Linked DNA regions of Homo sapiens: region 2 is linked to region 1. A link is an interaction called in ENCODE POLR2A ChIA-PET data of the cell type or tissue named here. Cell type or tissue: OCI-LY7. All regions are shown on one strand. Links, peaks and the distances in the headings refer to the core of each region. The heading gives the core; the rest is flanking DNA.

What was found. Peaks named below come from ENCODE experiments on the same cell type or tissue, not always from the same donor. Only the 100,000 strongest peaks of a DNase experiment are listed, where the experiment ranks them.
Region 2: POLR2A ChIA-PET joins it to region 1 with 7 read pairs; 7 of 35 experiments call an interaction of 5 or more read pairs at or near these places.

Annotation. Positions count from the first base shown.
Region 1 is chr1:203,813,414-203,823,305 of GRCh38, reverse strand. It overlaps ZBED6 (zinc finger BED-type containing 6), which reads right to left. Exons shown (of 17, transcript NM_001395895.1): 2 at 6,182-6,380; 3 at 4,617-4,736. ZC3H11A (zinc finger CCCH-type containing 11A) reads right to left here. Exons shown (of 18, transcript NM_001376342.1): 3 at 6,182-6,380; 4 at 4,617-4,736. The coding sequence starts at 6,235. Among named protein-coding and RNA genes, the nearest start is that of ZC3H11A, 23 kb to the right of the region's middle. In OCI-LY7, for the core only: a CTCF peak has its summit at 4,612; a DNase peak (open chromatin) is centred at 4,665; H3K4me3 peaks cover 1,090 bases; H3K27ac peaks cover 2,500 bases.
Region 2 is chr1:203,755,515-203,765,406 of GRCh38, reverse strand. It overlaps LAX1 (lymphocyte transmembrane adaptor 1), which reads right to left and starts at 224. Exons shown (of 5, transcript NM_017773.4): 1 at 1-224. RefSeq lists an enhancer at 1-341. In OCI-LY7, for the core only: no CTCF peak of the experiment used is centred there; a DNase peak (open chromatin) is centred at 5,406; H3K4me3 peaks cover 977 bases; H3K27ac peaks cover 1,814 bases.

The DNA of each region.
Region 1 (9,892 bases), core at 3,641-6,140:
GGAGTGGGCATAAAAAAACAGGCACACGGATTCTTCCAGATTCCTCCAGTGTCTTTTTCTCTTATGATCTGACAGTGTCTTTACTCTATTGCTGCAATAAATCTCAACTCTGAATACATCCTAGAGAATCTCTAAATGAAGAGATGCTCCTGGAGACACTGCCATACCCTCCATAGGAGCTGTGCCAATATACACTCCACTAAAAATGTTACAACATTGACTTTTCATGTTATAACATAAAATATAAAAGTTGCAGAGTACTCCTTTATCAATTTATTTGATATCTGCTGCTATTTGCAAGATAGGTAGCTTAGAATGTAGTTAAGAGACAAGAAATACAAAACCAGACTGGAGTAGCTGACCCCAGGCACATGAACTGCATATTTAGTCTCACTCTAACAATTCAGTCCAAAGTCATTAGATGGGGTTGAGGGAGACAGGCATTCAGATGGGAGAAGGGAAGGACATGGTGGCCCAGAGCAGGGTATTGGAGTCTGACTGAGAATAGGAAGGTATCCACATGACCATGTGGAACTGGCATAGGGTGTTGGAACCCACGGAGGGTTGGAGGGTTAAGAGGACATGTGCATGAAAGGGTACCCTGACAAGTGTTGAGCCTGAGCAGGGTTAGCAATGTCTCTGTGCAGAAGAGATCACAATGTAGGATGAAGAATATATACTCATGTAGGGTCAGTCTAGAATGGCATCAAAGACCAAGTGGGGTTAGGAAGGCAGGGTATTCCCAAGGGAACCTGGTACAGAGTTGGAGTATGTGCGCAGGGTCAGGACAGCATCTCACATGTGAGGGCCGCTCAGCACAAAGTATCACAGCCCAAAGGTGTGAAAACAGTATCCATTATAGGGATCGTGTTGGGGGTCAAAAGTAGGATGTTGGGGTCCAAGCAGGGTGAGAAAGAGGTCCCTATGGTAAAGCAAGCAGGGAGGCTTAGCACAGAGTACTAGAGTTGAAACATGGTGAGAAAGGTGTCCTTGTGGAGAAGCTGTGTGTGTCATGTCAGAGCCTGAGAGGAAGGAAAAAGCTGTGACACAATATTGGTTTTTATACTAGTAGACTGATCAAATAAATAAAAGTATTATGAACAATGAAAACCAAGTTTCTCACTTCTGGAGAAGAGTTACAGGTATGGAAAAGGAGAAGTCTAGACTAAGTCCTGTGGCATTGATGAACTGGAAGCATCTATATGAACTCATAATTTGTAATACTATGTATCTATTATTAAATACATAGGGCCAGGCACGGTGGCTCACACCTGTAATCCCAGGACTTTGGGAGGCCAAGGCGGGCGGATCACGAGGTCAGCAGATCGAGACCATCCTGGCTAACACGGTGAAACCCCATCTCTACTAAAAGTACAAAAAATTAGCCGGGCGTGGTGGCGGGCACCTGTAATCCCAGCTACTCGGGAGACTGAAACAGGAGAATGGTGTGAACCAATGAGGCGGAGCTTGCAGTGAGCGGAGATCGCGCCACTGCACTCCAGCCTGGGTGATAGAGCAAGACTCCGTCTCAAAAAAAAAAAAACAAAACCAAAAACCATAATGATGTAAATGTCTGTTAAGTGTATACATTTATATATTCCTCAGCTCTGTCCACTGAGAGGACCTGAAAGTGATGACACTCTAGGAGCAGCCCAAATCTTAACTTCTATATACCATTATTCACTAAAAGAAACCAGGGCACCTTGGATAAATGGCCGAATACAGGGCTGAAGTAGGAAAAGTACAGGATGAGCCTGGAAAATCTTGTCAGGCCAAAAAGCAGAGATGCTCAAAGAATGATGGAAACATCAAAAGAACACAAAAATCAGTTTGAAAGGCTCCTACTTGCCAAATCTGGGTCAATCGGAGCATAAAAGTAATGATAGTAACAGAGTACGACACACTGATTAAAATAGAAAACCACATGTATTAGTCCATTTTCACATTGCTATAAAGAACTATCTGAGACTGGGAAATTTATTTAAAAAAAAAAGGTTTAACTAACTCACAGTTCTGCATGGCTGGGGAGGCTTCAGGAAACTTATAATTATGGCAGGAGGTGAACAGGACGCAAGACACAAACAAGTCTTACATGGCAGCAAGAGAGCGCGAGCAAAGGGAGTCCCACACTTTTAAACCATCAGATCTCACGAGAACGCACTCACTATCATGAGAATAGCGTGGGGGAAACCGCCCCCATGATCCAATCACCTCCCATCAGGTCCCTCCCTTAACACATGGGGATTACGATAGAGGTGAGATTCAGGTGAGGATACAGAGCCAAACGTATCACCACAAGTTTGCATTAATTCACATCAATAACGGGGAAAAAGTTGAAGTCTGATGAGAAACGGGGTAAAGGGTCTAAAAGTACCTCTCCACAAAATATTTATTAATTACAAAAAGAAAGCCTTTATAATGAAGCAATCTGGCAGATACCATCTTAATTGAGTGATCAAAGTTAACATCACCAGTAATGAGAAAATTAAAACTGTGTGCCACGGGATGATATGCAACAAAAATACCATTCGCCGGGCGTGGCTCACACCTGTAATCTCAGCACTCTGGGAGGCTGAGGCAGGTGAATAACTTGAGGCCAACAATTCGAGACCAGCCTGGCCAACATCGCGAAACCTCGTGTCTACTAAAAAACACAAAAAATTAGACGGGTGTGGTGAGGCATGCCCGTTGTCCCAGCTACTCGAGAGGTTGAGGCACAAGAATCACATGAACTCAGGAGGCAGAGGTCGCAGTGAGCTGAGATCCCACCACTGCACTCCAGCCTGGGTAACAGCGCGAGACTCTGTCTCAACTCAAAATATACACACACACACACATAATTTGTGATATTCCTGCTAAAGCTATATAATCTTAATTTAGTAATGAGGGGGAATACAAACAAACCCAAATTGAAGAACATTCTTAAAAACAATTTCCCTATAGCTACCATAAGTGTTAAGGGCAATGAAACGCAAGGCAGGACTGAGCAACTGCTCTCAACAGAAGGAGACAAAACTAGTCGTGACAACTATGTGCAACACTTGAATTTGGGCTTTTTTTTTTTTTTTCTTGAGATGGAGTCTCGCCCTGTCACCCAGGCCAGAATGGAGTGGCGCAATCTCAGCTCAGTGCAACCTCCGCCTCCCAGGTTCAAGCGATTCTCCTGCTTCAGCCTCCTGAATAGCTGGGATTACAGACGCGTGCCACCACACCCAACTAATTTTTATATTTTTAGTAGAGATGGGCTTTCACCATGTTGGTCAGGCTGGTCTCGAACTCCTGATCTCATGATTCACCCGCCTCAGCCTAGTAAAGTGCTGGGATTACAGGCGTGAGCCACTGAGCCCAGCCTGGACTTGCTCTTTCTAAAATAAAAGATATTAAAATAAAACTGGCAAAATTTGAGTGAGATCAAAGGATTAAACGATGGTAATATATCAATGTTAATCTTTTTAAAAAAATTGCTGGAGTCGGCTGGGCGCGGTGGCTCATGCCTGTAATCCCAGCACTTTGGGAGGCCGAGGCAAGTGGATCACCAGAGATCAGGAGTTCGAGACCAGCCTGACCAGCATGGCAAAACCCCATCTCTACTAAAAATACAGAATTAGCCAGGCATGGTAGTGCATGCCTGTAATTCTAGCTACTCGGGAGGCTGAGGCAGGAGAACCGCTTGAACTAGGGAGGTGGAGGTTGCACTAAGCTGAGCCCATGCTATTACACTCCAGCCTGGGCAACAAGAGCAAAACTCTGTCTCAAAAAAAAAAAAAAAAAAAAAATTGGAGTCAGCTGGGCACGGTGGCTCACGCATGTAATCCCAGCACTTTCAGAGGCCAAAGTGGGTAAATCACCTGAAGTCAGGAGTTCGAGCCCAGCCTGGCCTGCGTGGTAAAACCCCGTCTCTACTAAAAATACAAAAATTAGCAGGCCATGGTGGCAGGTGCCTGTAATCCCAGCTACTCAGGAGGCTGAGGCAGGAGAATCGCTTGAACCTGGGAGGTGGAGGTTGCAGTAAGCAGAGATTGCGCCACTGCACTCCAGCGTGGGCGACAGAGTGAGACTCCGTTTCAAAAAAAAAAAAATAAAAAGAAAGAAAAAAAAATTGCATAGAGGAAAGTTGTGTATATATATACACACACATATATACACGTGTGTGTATATACACACATATACATATGTATATATACACGTGTGTGTGTGTGTGTGTGTGTGTGTGTGTATATATATATATTTTTTTTTTTGAGACGGAGTGTTGCTCTGTCACCAGGCTGGAGTGCAGTGGTGCGATCTCAGCTCACTGCAACCTCCAACTCCCTGGTTCGAGCGATTTTCCTGCCTCAGCCTCCCGAGTAGCTGGAATTACAGGCACATGCCACCACACTGAGCTAATTTTTTGTATTTTTAGTAGAGATGGGGTTTCACCACGTTGGCTAGGATGGTCTCAATCTCCTGACCTCATGATCTACCCGCCTCAGCCTCCCAAAGTGCTGGAACTACAGGCATGAGCCACTGCACTCAGCCTTAATATATTTTTTAAAAGTCACTTTTGTCCCTATATTTTTTATTGGCCCACCAGGTCTCCAGACTACTTATTATGATAACGGAAATAAAAAACTTACATCAATCTCCATGTGCCGAAACCTGCACACCTGTCGAAAACAGCGCCCTTCTTGCCATAATGTGCAAACAGTTTCATTTCCTATTGCAGCTTCACAGTGACGGAATGGGCAGCTGTCACCCTGTAAACAAATAGAGAACACTCTATTTGTAGCATTGAAATACATCCTAGGTAAAATATCCATAACAAGAGCTCCTGGAATTTAGACAAGCACAAATGAGTAAGAAAGGACTGGTAAGGTAAAAAACAATGGACATGGAATGACAGGAACAAACCGAGAGCAACAAATTATTTCCTATAACCTATTTCTTGACAGTACCCTTCGTTTGATCTGGCATGAGTGACACAAGCTGAAAAAAAGAGTTGAAAAAGACAAGTAGGAGTGTTAGGTCCTCTTTAAAAATGTATTTTACAGTTCATCTTCAAAACTGACATCTCGCCTTGTGTAACTCTAGCTTTTGATGGAAAATCAGAAAGTAAATAGAATTTAAATATAATTAACATATATACAATATAACTGTGCTCCACTGCATACTTTATGCAACGGTAATATCTGAAATAAAACGCTACTGTTGTGCAAACTGCTATAGGTAAGATAAAATTATCACAGCTTTGCTCAAAACTCATCATTTAAAACATAATATCACCGGGCGTGGGGGCTCACGCCTGTAATCCCAGCACTTTGGGAGGCCGAGGCGGGCAGATCACAAGGTCAGGAGTTCAAGACAAGCCTGGCCAACACGTGAAACCCTGTCTGTACTAAAAATACAGTTAGCTGGGTGTGGTGGCAGGCGCCAGAAATCCCAGCTACTTGGGAGGCTGAGGCAGGAGAATGGCTTGAACCTGGGAGGCGGAGGTTACAGTAAGCCAAGACCATACCACTGCACTCCAGCCTGGGTGACAGAACTAGACTCCGTCTCAAAAAATAAAAATAAAAAAAAAATCAAGATGACTGAAGAACAAATTTTTTTAACATATACGTTTATAGAATTAGTCATAAAATCACAGAAAGCAATAGGTATATGTAAATAGAGCTGCAAAAGAATCAAGGAGAAAAACAGAAGTTTTGACAAAGATTAAGCCAAAAAACTGCAAAAGCATATTTAGTATGATGACTCTATATTCTTAGTACTCAGCAGGAAATCTGGGAGAAGAAAGAAGTCAAATTCAACCCATGACAGTTTCTGGAAGTACAACACAATTCACTAACTATTCACTCACTCATTTAATATGAAGTATATAAAATCAAAGTTAGTAAGGCATAGGTCAAAGTGGCCCCATTTCCAAAGGCACCCTGAACAGATTAATTTTGAACACTGAATGATGACTACATGCCACGTGCCTTTTCACTTTTGTACAAGATGGGAAAATTAGTTATATATAAAATGAAAAGAAAAAAACACTGAATTACCCTAAATACATTATCCTTTAAAAAACTGACAGCCAATAATAAAGTTGGGCAAAAAATATATATATAATAAAAACAACTTAAAATGTTGGGAAAATCTTATCCAATTCTATTAAGCAAATTGTAGAAAGAACTGATTTAAAGATGTCAATTCTTACTTTGGTACATGTGGAATAGAAAAAAAAATAGCAGTCTTCTCCTTGATTAGGCATGCTGGGTAGATTCTTAGATCAGAAGTGGCTTCTTGAAACAAGCCACTGCTTCCTCAAAGCAAGGACCAGGCTCCAAGTCCTCGTGAAATGGGTTTAATCTTCCAAATGACAACTTGATCACAGAAATTGTCTTTAAACTGTAATCCTAAAATGAGGAGACAATGAATTAAAATATTTCAGGTAAATTCTTCCTCCTTCAAATCACCATGGCTAATGAGATCGTATTGCTAGAGTCAAATTTTATTAATACGACCTTGCTTATACAGAGCCTTGTAAACACACTGATTGCGAATACTGTACATTCCCATCTACAATGTAAAATTTTGACTAGAAAGGCCATGCCCTTCTTTTATATTCTCTGTGATGCTTGTTACACAGTTACAGCATTGTAAATAAGCATTGTTAACTAAAGATCTACATTTTATTTTTAACTCTTTTTAGAGACAGTGTCTCACTCTGTTGCCCAGGCTGGAGTGCAATGATGTGATCACAGCTCACAGCAACACTGAACTCCTGGGCTCAAGGGATTCTCCCACCTCAGCCTCCCCCAAGTATCCAGGACTACAGGCACATACCACTATACCCAGCTAATTTTTTAAAAAAAATTTTTGTAAAGACAGGATCTTGCTATGTTGTTCAGTCTGGTCTTGAACTCCTGCCTCAAGCAATCCTCCTCACTTGGCCTCCCAAAATGCTGGGATTATAGGTGTGAGCCATCCCGCCCAGCCTGATCTACATTATACATATATGTATATATGTATGTATATATGTATTTTTGCCTACTAATTTGAAAGTCTCAAAAGACTACATACATTTTAGATTATTAATGGGACTTAGGTTACTAACACAAAATACTTGCTAACAAAATATGATAAAGTAGAATGTTTCATCTAAATGAAAAACTTCAAATATTTTCACAAGCATTTTTATTCCAAAAGTATATAATCATAACTAGGTGAGAAAACCCTGTTTAGCTAGAATAACTGATGAAAACAATTACTTCTGAAAAGGTCTATCGATCTAGCTTACGTTAATGAAGACGACTAGAGGTGTACACCAATTACAAACAAGACGCAAAAGTAGTCTTTGGGGCTTTCCATAATAGTGATTCCACAAAACAACAAATATTTTCTCCCCTAGTCCATGGCATACCCTGATCTCCACACTAAAACGTCCAAGCAAGCTTCTACAAAAGCATATAACAAAAGCACATACGAGAATATGGAAAGGGTTTCCACAAACGTACATACCAGAAGATCAGGTTTCAGAAATAGTGATCTACAACTTGAAATCAATTAAATCAAATTCAGTCATATCTCCCACTAATAATTCCTAATGCAAGAATGGTATGCCATGATGAAAAGTCACCTTGATGTTAACAACCTGGATTAAGAGTCTGACACTGAACATGGGTACTAAACATGTACCCAAATGTTTAAAGTTTACATACCCTTCGACAATTCCATTTCTAGAATGTATTATAATATGTAAAAGTATTAAAGGTAACAATGCACAATAAATGTTATCACAATCTTGTTTTAATAATGAAATAGGCCGGGTGCAGTGGCTCATACCTATAATCCCAGCACTCTGGGAGGCCAAGGTGGGCAGATCGCTTGAGTCCAGGAGTTCGAGACCAGCCTGGACAACATGGCAAAACCCCATCTCTTAAAAAAAAAAAAAAAAAAAAAGCTGGGTGTGGTGGCACACTCCTGTGATCCCAGCTACACGGGGGAGCTGAGGCACAAGAATCACTTGAACCCAGGAGGCAGAGGTTGCAGTGAGCTGACATTGCGCCACTGCACTCCAGCTTGGGCAACAGAGCGAGACACTGTCTCAAAAAAAAAAAAAAAAGAAAAGAAAAGGAAGAAAATAATGAAATAACATCTAGAAACCTAACTGTTCAAAAACTGGAGACTATTTTTAAAAATTATGATATATGGCCAGGCACGGTGGCTCATGCCTGTAATCCCAGCACTTTGGGAGGTGGAAGCTGGTGGATCACTTGAGGTCAGGAGTTTGAGAACAGCCTGGACAACATGGCGAAACCCCATCTCTACTAAAAATACAAAAATTACCCAGGTGTGGTGGCACACACCTGTAGTCCCAGCTACTCAGGAGCCTAAGGTAGGGAAACTTCTTGAACCCGGGAGGTGGAGGTTGCAGTGAGCCGAGATCATGCACTGCACTCCATCCTGGACAACAGAGTGAGACTCTATCTCAAAAATAAACAAATGATTTAAAAAAATTACGGTATATTCATGTAATGTGACAATATACAGCCATTAGAGTTTCATACCAGAAAGTGAATGCTGCTGTAAAAAACCAAAAACAAAAAAATCTAAAAATATGTAAGCAGCTTTGTTATTGGGTCATAGGTGGAGGCTGGAAGACTTTTGAGGTACTTGATAGAAAAGGCCTAGAAGAAACTGCTGCTAAAGCATATGAACGTTAAAGGTACTTAAGGTACTTATGGTGAGGTTTCAGTCAGAAATTAGGATCGTGTTATTGGAAACTGGAGGAAAGGTTATTCTTTTTTTTTTCTTTGAGATGGAGTCTTGCTCTGTCACCCAGGCTGGAATGCAATGGTGCCATCTTGGCTCACTGCAACCTCTGCCTCCCAGGTTCAAGCAATTCTCCCGCCTCAGTCTCCCAAGTAGCTGGAATTACAGGCTTGCACCACCACATATGGCTAATTTTTGTATTTTTAGTAGAGACAGGGTTTCGCCATGTTGGCCAGGCTGGTCTTGAACTTCTGACCTCAGATGATCCTCCCACCTCAGCCTCCCAAAGTGCTGGGATTACAGGTGTGAGCCAGCGCCTGGCCGGAAAGGTTATTCCTGTTAAAAAGTGGCAGAGAACTTAGAATTGGGTTGTGTTGGGCAGAAGGCAGAACCTGGAAGCAATGAACTTGGGTTTTAGCTGAGGAGATTTCTAAGCAAAGTGTGGAAGGAACAGCCTGGGCTTTTCCTGCTGCTTACAGTGAAATGCAAGGAGAGAGACATATTGAGGCAAGAACTATGAAGCAAAAAGGAATAAAGAATCTGAACTTGAAAATTTAGAAAATTCTCACTCTATCCATATTGCAAAAAAAAAAAACAAGAATGTATGCTCTGTAGAGAAAAGGGTATGGGTGGGCAACAGTTTGTTGGAGATTAGGTGTGTGACTAGATTCAGGCAACCATCTTAGCAAAAAATGTTGCCAGCTTAAAATGAAAGAGACAGACATGTACAGAGGGAATGTGATGAGAAGACACACAAGGAGAAGATGACCATGTGGCTGGAGTGATGCATCTACAAACCAAGGAATGCCAAGGATTGCCAACAAACACCAGAAGCCAGAATGGGTAAGGATCATTCCTCTACAGGCTTCAGAGGGAGAATGGCCCTGCTGAAAACATTTTAGACATCTCACCTTCAGAATTGTGAGACAACAAACTTCTGTAGCTACCCAGTTTGTGATACTTTGTTATGGAAGTCCTAGGAACTAATACAGATAACAAGCATAGTCAAATGACCTTTGACAAAGGGGAAAAGGATAGTCTTTTCAACATATGTTACTGGAACAAATGGATATCCACATATAAAAAAATAATTTTAGACACAGACTTTATACTTTTCACAAAAAATAACATGGATAACAACTTAAATACAAAA
Region 2 (9,892 bases), core at 3,944-6,443, 58 kb after region 1:
AAAAGCAACAGGTTTGGTTCTACCTGGACGTGGCTAATGCCCACTGCAGGAAGTGCGATCTCATCCGGACATGGTGCTTCCAAGTGAGGTGGCTCAGGGAGAATCTGTGGCCTCTGCCTTCACGTTTCTGGTGGAAACGTGAGGGGCACAGAGGGGGAAACTGCCAAGAGGCTCAAGAGAGGCTCCGTGAGAAGCTCGTCTTCCTTCAACACCCAAAGCAGAGTGAAAAGAGCAAACCACTTTGCCAGAATGGAAACAGAGAGTCAGTCACCGGAAACGACACCACCAATGTGCTAATGAAGCACAGGGCACAGGAAACTCTGCTCAGCTCTTAATCTGCTAGAAGAAAACATATCTTCAACCCACCGTTCCTGGGTTTGCCAGGTGCTCTGTGGTCTGTGATGAGTGTGATTAAAAATGGGGCAGGGTAGTAGAGAACTTGTGATTCTTCACCCTGAGTTTCTGAGACACTTAGAGTTGTATAAGTCTTCAGATTTACAGTATTTTCTAAGCAAGTCTAAGGAGCACTGGAGGTTGCCTTTTAGAGTGAAATGCAGATCTCCGGGACCCTCTTCTGATTCAGTGGGTGGAGGCTGCAGAGGGGGCAGGCTTTGGCTATCGATGCTTTCCAGGTGAATTTGATGGAGCTTTCAGGTGATTTTGATGGAGCTCATCTGTGTTTCATGTTTTGGGAACCTCTGCTCTGGGTACTACCTTAAGAATAGAAGTTATGCTGGGTTAGCAGGACCCCTGCTCCCCCAAGGCAACCTTCCACAGCTCCTGGCTGCTGGTGATCTCCTGTTCTCAGGGCTCTTCTGAAGATCAGTCACAGTCTTACTTGTCACACACCTGTCTCAGAAGCTGAACAAGTTCATCCTTAAGAGCTACCCAAAGTGTTTGAAGATTGTTCAAAATTTATTGCTAACTCCCCTCCCTTCTTGAGCCTACTAATCTCCGGAAACACTCTTTGCATCTTGGGAGAGTCCAAAGAGAAGGGGCCACTAAGACTGTTGTAAGGATGTGAAGAACCTCTCTGATTGCACTTTCCACAAGGAAATGGATTCCCAGATGAATGGAAGGGCAGACCAGCAGTACCCTCCTAGAACCATGCCTCCCTCCCATCTCTTCCCAGTGGACATTGAGGTCCTCAGCTTTCCTGAGGTGGCAGCCCCTGGCCTGTCTGCATCCAGACTCTCACAGAGTCCCCAGGGGCTGCAGACTGGCCATGGCTGGCTTTCCAGGGAGCTTTATCATTCCAGGTCCTGGGCCCCTTCCCTCCCAGGAGCTTCACCTGGTAGGAAGCAGAAATGGCTCAGAGGCAGCTGGTGCTGGAGCTGGAACCTGGGTCTCTGCCCACTTCTCCTTTGGATCAGGTCTGAGTAGGAACTAGGACTACTCACAAGATCCATCATGCTGGTGGCAAGGACTGGGGTCCTGGGCCATTGGAACCAATAAGGGACTGTGAGAATCAGGACCTCGGAAGGCAGTACACGGAAAGGGCACATGGAACCAAACCTCAGAACCATGACTGCTAATTAAAAAAAAAAAATTTTTTTTTTTTTTAAAGAACTTTTCCATTGCATGTGATCATTTCAGGGCCTCACTTATCTTATCTACCCAATCTGCTGCAGTTAGACCAATCTTCCCTCTGGTTGTCCAATTCTCTCCTGCCCCCACATCTCAGGGAAATCACCACCTCAGAGGCAGCTGCCCAAGTTACCTGCCTCAGACTGCAGGTGAGTGCCAGGATTCCAGGCCTTGGCTGTGCCCCTCATCCTGCTCTCCTTTCCTTCCCCATGGGGCAAAATCCAATCAAACTGACAAACTAAAACAAAAAGTAGGTAGCTGAAATGATTCATCATAATAGCGGGGAAAAAACAACAGCAACAACAAAAAACACTCGTTCCTGGGAAATGGGGTGTATTTTGTTGTTGTTGTTGTTTTTTTGAGATAGAGTTTTGCTCTTGTTGCCCAGGCTGGAGTGCAATGGCATGATCTTGGCTCACCGAAACCTCCGCCTCCCGGGTTCAAGCAATTCTCCTGTCTCAGCCTCCCGAGTAGCTGGCATTACAGGCATGCACCGCCACACCCAGCTAATTTTGTATTTTTAGTAGAGACGGGGTTTCTCCATGTTGGTCAGGCTGGTCTCCAACTACTGACCTCAGGTGATCCGCCCGCCTTGGCCTCCCAAAGTGCTGGGATTACAGCATGAGCCACCGCACCTGGCCAAGGAGTGTATGTTTTAAATCCGATTGCTCTCGTGTTGTTGATGTTGTTTTTTTCTGAGACAGGGTTTCACTCCTGTTGCCCAGGCTGAAGTGCAGTGGCATGCTCTTGCTCACTACAACCTATGCCTCCCAGGCTCAAGCCATTCTCCTGCCTCAGTCTCCCAAGTAGCTGGGACTACAGGTACACGCCACCACACATGGCTAATTTTTGTATTTTTAGTAGAAATGAGGTTTCAGCATGTTAGCCAGGCTGGTCCAAACTCCTGGGCTCAAGTGATCTGCCCACCCTGGCCTCCCAAAATTCTGCGATTATAGGTGTGAGCCACTGCACCCAGCCTGCTCTAGTGTTTTAACCACTTTTCATGATTTTTTGGGGTCGGATGTTACATATGATTGTTACCAGACCCCAACACTTACCCAGAGTTAGCCTTTGGGTTGGGGGTTTCTGCACTATAGTCCCTTCAGTGGTTGCCAGAAAGGTGTTACAGGGAAGGGGTCCTGATGCAGACCCCAAGAGAGGGTTCTTGGATCTTGCCCAAGGAAGTATTCAGGGCGAGTCCATAGAGTAAAGTGAAAGCAACTTTATTAGGAAAGTAAAGGAATAAAAGAATGGCTGCTTCACGGACAGAGCAGCCTCAAGGGCTACTGGTTGCCCATTTTTATGGTTATTTCTTGATGATATGCTAAACACGGGCTGGATTATTCATGCCTCCCCTTTTTAGACCATATAGACTAACTTCCTGTTGTTCCATGGCATTTGTAAACGGTCATGGTGCTGATGGGAGTGTGGCAGTGAGGATGACCAGAGGACATTCTCATGGCCATGTTGGTTTTGGTGGGTGTTAGCCGGCTTCTTTACTACAGCCTGTTTTATCAGCAAGGTCTTTATGTCCTATATCTTGTGCCAACCTCCTATCTCATTCTGTGACTTAGAATGCCTTAACTGTCTGGGAATGCAGCCCAATAGGTCTCAGCCTCATTTTACCCAGCCCCTATTCGAGATGGAGTTGCTCTGGTTCATACGCCTCTGACAGGATTCTAAAGTATTAAGACTGTTTTTTGGCCAGGTGCAGTGGCTCACGCCTGTAATCCCGGCAAGTTGGAAGGCCGAGGTGGCTGAATCACTTGAGGTCAGAAGTTTGAGACCAGCCTGACTAACATGGAGAAACTCCATCTCTACTAAAAATACAAAAAATTAGCCAGGCGTGGTTGTGCCTGACTGTAATCCCAGCTATTCAGGAGGCTGAAGCAGAATTGCTTGAACCCGGGAGGCAGAGGTTGCAGTGAGCCGAGGTCGCACCATTGCACTCTAGCCTGAGCAACGAGCAAAACTCCCCTCAAAAACAAACAAACAAACAAACAAACATTTATTTATTTATTTATTTTTGAGAAGGTGTCTCGCTCTTTCGCCCAGGCTGGAGTGCAGTGGCATGATCTCAGCTCACTGTAACCTCTGCCTCCTGGGTTCAAGCGATTCTTCTGCCTCAGCCTCCCGAGTAGCTGGGACTACAGGTGTGCGCCACCATGCTCGGCTAATTTTTGTATTTTTTTTTTTTTTTAGAAAAGACGGGGTTTTACCATATTGGCCAGGCTGGTCTCCAACTCCTGACCTTGTGATCCACCTGCTTTGGCCTCCCAAAGTGTTGGGATTACAGGTGTGAGCTACCAGGTCCAGCCTATTTATTTATTTTTTGAGATGGAGTCTTGCTCGTCGCTCAGGCTTGAGTGCAATGGCATGATCTCGGCTCACTGCAACCTCTGCCTCCCGGGTTCAAGTGATTATCCTGCCTCAGCCTCCTGAGTAGCTAGGATTACAAGCGCTCGCCACCACGCCCAGCTAATTTATGTGTTTTTAGTAGAGATGGGGTTTTGCCATGTTGGCCAGGCTGGTCTCGAACCCCTGACCTTGTGATCTGCCTGCCTCAGCCTCCCAACTTGCTGGGATTACAGGCATGAGCCACCACACCTGGCCTAGACTGTTATTTTTGTGTTTTTTTGTTTTTTTTTTTTTTGAGACGGAGTCTTGCTCTGTCACTCAGGCTGGAATGCAATGGCACGATCTTGACTCACTGCAACCTCCGCCTCCCAGATTCAAGTGATTCTCCTGCCTCAGCCTCCCGAGTAGCTGGGATTACAGTCATGCGCCACCACACCCGCTAATTTTGTATGTTTAGTAGAGATGGAGTTTCACCATGTTTGCCAGGCTGGTCTCAAACTCCCAACCTCAGGTGATCCGCCTGCCTCAGCCTCCCAAAGTGCTGGGATTACAGGTGTGAGCCACCGCCCCTGGCCCTAAACTGGTTTTATTTATTTATTTATTTGAGGCAGAGTCTCATTGTGTCGCCCAGGCTGGAATGCAGTGGCATGATCTAGGCTCACTGCAAACTCCACTTTCTGGATTCAAGTGATTCTCCTTCTTCAGTCTCCTAAGTAGCTGGGATTACAGGCACATGCCACCATGCCTGGCTGATTTTTGTATTTTTTGTAGAGACGGGGTTTTGCCTTGTTGGCCAGGCTAGTCTTCAACTCCTGAGCTCAAGTGGTCCAGCTGCCTAGGCTTCCCAAAGTGCTGGGATTACAGGTATGAGCCACAGCACTTGGCTTAAGATTGGTTTTAAATAGAAATAATTTATGTATCTAAGTCCACAAAGTCCCTTGGTGGGGATGGGGGAACTATGTGTTATTTTCATGATGTTGCTAACACCAGAAACTTTCCAGAAGTTCTCTTTGTGAAGGCAGAAAGCACATGTTCAAAACATCAACCTGAGTTCAAGTTCTAAATTACTACCTGGCTGACCTTAGCAGTTCATCTAATCTTTTTGGGTGTTTCCTTGGCTGTAAAATGACAATAATACTACTACTTATGTAATGTTGTGAGAATTAATTGGGCCAACAATGAAAAATGCTTGGTTTAGGACTAGGCGTATTTAAGAGCTCATTAAATGGGGCTGCTATTATGCTATTATGACACTAACTCATTTCTTTATTCTTAATGGCCCCCTTTAGCCTTTCTCTTTTCTTGATGCTTACTTGCCTGCCTCCCAGGTATTACTTTATGCTTTAAATACATATTGATGGGACATCTCCCACGGCATTGCACTAGGCATTGGATTTGTACCTAAAACAGACAGTCCTTACTGCAAAGTGGCCAGTCAGGCGTGCTGCCGTCTTGCAGCTGCACACTGCATTCCAAGCAGACCCAGTTCATTGTCACTTTTGTATTCTGGGCCTTTATGCGAGTTCCTTCTGTTTTATTTCTTCTTTCTTTCTTTCTTTTCTTTCTTTATTTCTCTCTCTCTTTTTTTTTTTCCAGAGTCTCACTGTGTCACCCAGGCTGGAGTGCAGTGGAGCAGTCACCTGAGCCTCCTGAATACCTAGGACTACAGGCGTGCACCATCATGCTTGGCTAATTTTTGTATTTTTTTGCAGAGACAAGGTTTCGTCATGTTGCCCAGGCTAGTCTCGAACTCCTGGGCTCAAGCAATCCACCCACTTTGTTATTGGAAAGGAGCCCTGATTCAGACCCCAAGAGAGGGTTCTTGGATCTCGCACAAGAAAGTATTCAGGACAGGCCTGGCACGGTGGCTCACGCCTATAATCCCAGCCCTTTGGGAGGCCGAGGTGGGCAGATCATTTGAGGTCAGGAGTTCCAGACCACCCTGGCCAACATGGTAAAACCTCATCTCTACCAAAAATACAAAGCTGGGTGTAATGGTGCGTGCCTGTAATTCCTGCTACTCGGGAGGCTGAGGCAGGAGAATCACTTGAACCAGGGAGATGGAGGCTGCAGTGAGCCAATATTGCACCACTGCACTCCAGCCTGGGCAACAAGAGCAAAACTCTGTTTCAAGAAAAAAAAAAAAAAAAAGAAAGAAAAAAAAGTATTCAGGGTGAGTCCATAGAGTAAAGTGAAAGTAAAGGAATAAACAATGGCTGCTCCATAGATGGAGCAGCCCTGAGGGCTACTGGTTGCCCATTTTTATAGTTATTTCTTGATTATATGCTAAACAAGGGGTGGATTATTCATGCCTCCCCTTTTAGACCTTACAGGATGACTTCCTGACATTGCCATGACATTGTTAAACTGTCATGGCACTGGTGGGAGTACAGCAGTGAGGATGACCAGAGGTTACTCTTGTCACCATCTTGGTTTTGGTGGGTTTTGGCCGGCTTCTTTACTGCAGCCTGTTTTATCAGCAAGATCTTTATGACGTGTATCTGGTGCTGACCTCCTATCTCATCCTGTGACTTAGAATGTCTTAACTGACTTGGAATGCAGCTCAATAGGTCTCAGCCTCATTTTACCCAGCCCCTATTCAAGATGAAGTTGCCCTGGTTCACATGCCTCTGATAGCTTCAGCCTCCCAAGTGCTGGGGTTACAGGCATGAGCCACCACACCCCACTGAGTTCCTTAATTTAATTTAGTTAATTTTTCTTTTTTTTGAGATGGAGTTTCTCTCTTGTTGCCCAGGCTGGAGTGCAATGGCGCTATCTCAGCTCACTGCAACTTCCGCCCAGGTTCAAGTGATTCTCCTGCCTCAGCCTCCCGAGTAGCTGGGATTACAGGCGTGTGCCACCATGCCTGGCTAATTTATGTATTTTTAGTAGAGACAGGGTTTCTCCATGTTGGTCAGGCTGATCTTAAACTCCTGACCACAGGTGTTCCACCTGCCTCGGCCTCCCAAAGTGCTGGGATTACAGGCGTGAGCCACCACGCCCGGCCCGTTAATTTATTTTGAGACAGAGTCTCACTCTGTCACACAGGCTGGAGTGCAGTGGCATGATCTCGGCTCACTGCAACCTCTGCCTCCAGGGTTAAAGCAATTCTCATGCCTGAGCCTCCCAAGTAGCTGGGATTGCAGGTGTGTGCCACCACACCTGGCTATTTTTTTGTCTATTTTAGTAGAGATGGGGTTTCACTATCTTGGCCAGGCTGGTCTCAAACTCCTGAATTCAAGTGATCTGCTCGCATTGGCCTTCCAAAGCGTTGAGATTACAGGTGTGAGCCACTGCGCTGGGCCTAAGTTCCTTCATTTTAACAGCAGCTTCTTTTTCTCATGTAAAATTCCAGTAAAGTCACACTTTAAAACTTTATACTGGCTCTTTCTCAGTTATGGGGCTGAGGTGTTTTGTTACTTTCTTCTTTGGACTCTTAACTGCTTGAACTTTTACAAAGATTGAGTGCTTTTTTGTTTTTTGAGACGGAGTTTCCCTCTGGCTGCCCAAGCTGAAGTGCAATGGCGCGATCTCCGCTCACCGCAACCTCTGCCTCCTGGGTTAAAGCGATTCTCCTCCCTCAGTCTCCCGTGTAGCTGGGATTACAGGCATGGGCCACCACGCCCGGCTAATTTTGTATTTTTAGTAGAGACAGGGTTTCTCCATGTTGGTCGGTCTGGTCTCGAACTCCCGACCTCAGGTGATCCGCCCACCTCCACCTCCCAAAGTGCTGGGATTACAGGCATGAGCCACCGCGCCCAGCTGAGTGTCATTTTTATAGAAAAAAACTATCTATTGCACCTGGGCAACATGGTAAGACCTCTGCTCTAAAAAAATTTTTTCTTATTTTTTGAGATGGAGTCTTGCTGTGACCCCCAGGCTGGAGTGCAGTGGCACAATCTCGGCTCACTGCAACTTCTGCCTCCCAGGTTCAAGTGATTCTCCTGCTTCAGCCTCCTGAGTAGCTAGGATTACAGGCGCACACCATCATGCCCAGCTAATTTTTTTTTGTATTTTTAGTAGAGATGGGGTTTCACTATGTTGGCCAGGCTGGTCTCGAACTCCTGACCTTGTGATCCGCCCACCTCGGCCTTCCAAAGTGCTGGGATTACAGGTGTGAGCCACCGTGCCTGGCCTAAAAATTTTTTTGTAAAATTTAGCCAGGCATGGTGGCAAACACCTGTAGTCTCAGCTACTGGGGAGGCTGAGGCAAGAGGTTTGTTCAAACCCAGGAATTTGAGGCTGTAGTGAGCTATGATTAGCTATGATTGCACCACTGCACTCCAGCCTGGGTGACAGAGCAAGACTCTGTCTCTGAAACAACAACAAAAATAAACCAAAATTATTATTTTAAAAAATGTGCCCCAAGTACCACCACCTCTGTGAGCCTTTCCCTTCTGAGACCTGGGTTTCCTCTTCTGTGCCCCCATCACACTGTGCATGCATCTTTGTGAGAGCATCTCTCAAGTCGCTGGAGTTATTTGTTTAAATGTTTGTCTCCCCAAGTAGACTTTGAGAACCTGAGGGCAGGGGCTATGTTTTATTTATTGCATATCTGGCATTTAGCACAGTGCCTGACCACAGGAGTTAATTGGGCCATCTGAAAAGGTCTCTTAGGTGCTCCTTGCTGCTGTGAATTTGGGACATAAATGTGTGACGGTGTCAGAGGTGTTCGAACCACAGTGACTGCATCTTGAATAGGGGAGGGGTAAAATAAGTCTGAGACCTACTGGGCTGCATTTTTAGGAGGTTAAGGCATTATTAGTCACAGGATGAGATAGGAGGTCGGCACAAGATACAGGTCACAAAGGCCTTGCTGATAAAACAGCATGTAGCCGGGCGCAGTGACTCACACATGTAATCCCAGCACTTTGGGAGGCTGAGGTGGGCAGATCATGAGGTCAGGAGATCGAGATCATCCTGGCTAACACAGTGAAAGCCTGTCTCTACTAAAAATACAAAAAAATTAGCTGGGCGTGATGGTGCATGCCTGTAGTCCCAGCTACTCGGGAGGCTGAGGCAGGAGAATCACTTGAACCCAGGAGGCAGAGGTTGCAGTGACCTGAGATCGTGCCACTGCACTCCAGCCTGGTGACAGAGCAAGACTACAAGACTCCGTCAAAAACAAAAACAAAAACAAAAACAAAACAACCAACCAAACAACAACAACAAAAAAAACACAAACCGCATGTGGTAAAAAAGCCCTAAACCAAGGTGGCAACTTCTGGTAATTCTCACTGTTTATTATACACTAATTATAATTCATAAGCATGCTAAAAGACTCTCCCACAAGTGCCGTGAGAGTTTACAAATGCCATGGCAACATCAGACCCTATATGGTTTAAAAAGGAGAGGAACCCTAAGTTCTGGGGATTGGCCACCCCTTTGCCAGAAAACTTATGAATAATCTACACCTTGTTTAGCACATAATCAAGAAATAATCATTAAAAAGTAGCCAACCAGCAGCCCTTGGAGGCTGCTCTGCCTATGGAGTAGCCATTCTTTATTCCTTTACTTTCTTAGTAAACTTGCTTTCACTTTATGGACTCACCCCAAATTATTTCTTGTGCAAGATCCAAGAACCCTCTTCTGGGGTCAGGATTGGGACCCCTTTCCAGTAACAATAGGATGGGCCATGGAGGAAAAAATCAGCAGCTAATGTTTTTTCCTGCTGTGCTCTCCTTAGCCAAAGAAAAAAGACTGTCCTCTCTATTCTCATAGGAAGGGTAACCTGCGCCCTGTGTTGGGTCTCCTTTGCCCTACCAAAGTGTTAACAGTAGCTTTTGCGGCCGGGCATGGTGGTTCACTCCTGTAATCCCAGCACTTTGGGAGGTCGAGGTGGGAGGATCACTTTGAGCCTGAGTTCAAGACCAGCCTGGGCAACAAAGCAAGACCCTGCCTCAAAAAACAAAAAAACCCAGTAGCTTTTGTATTTCTGTGCTTCCTT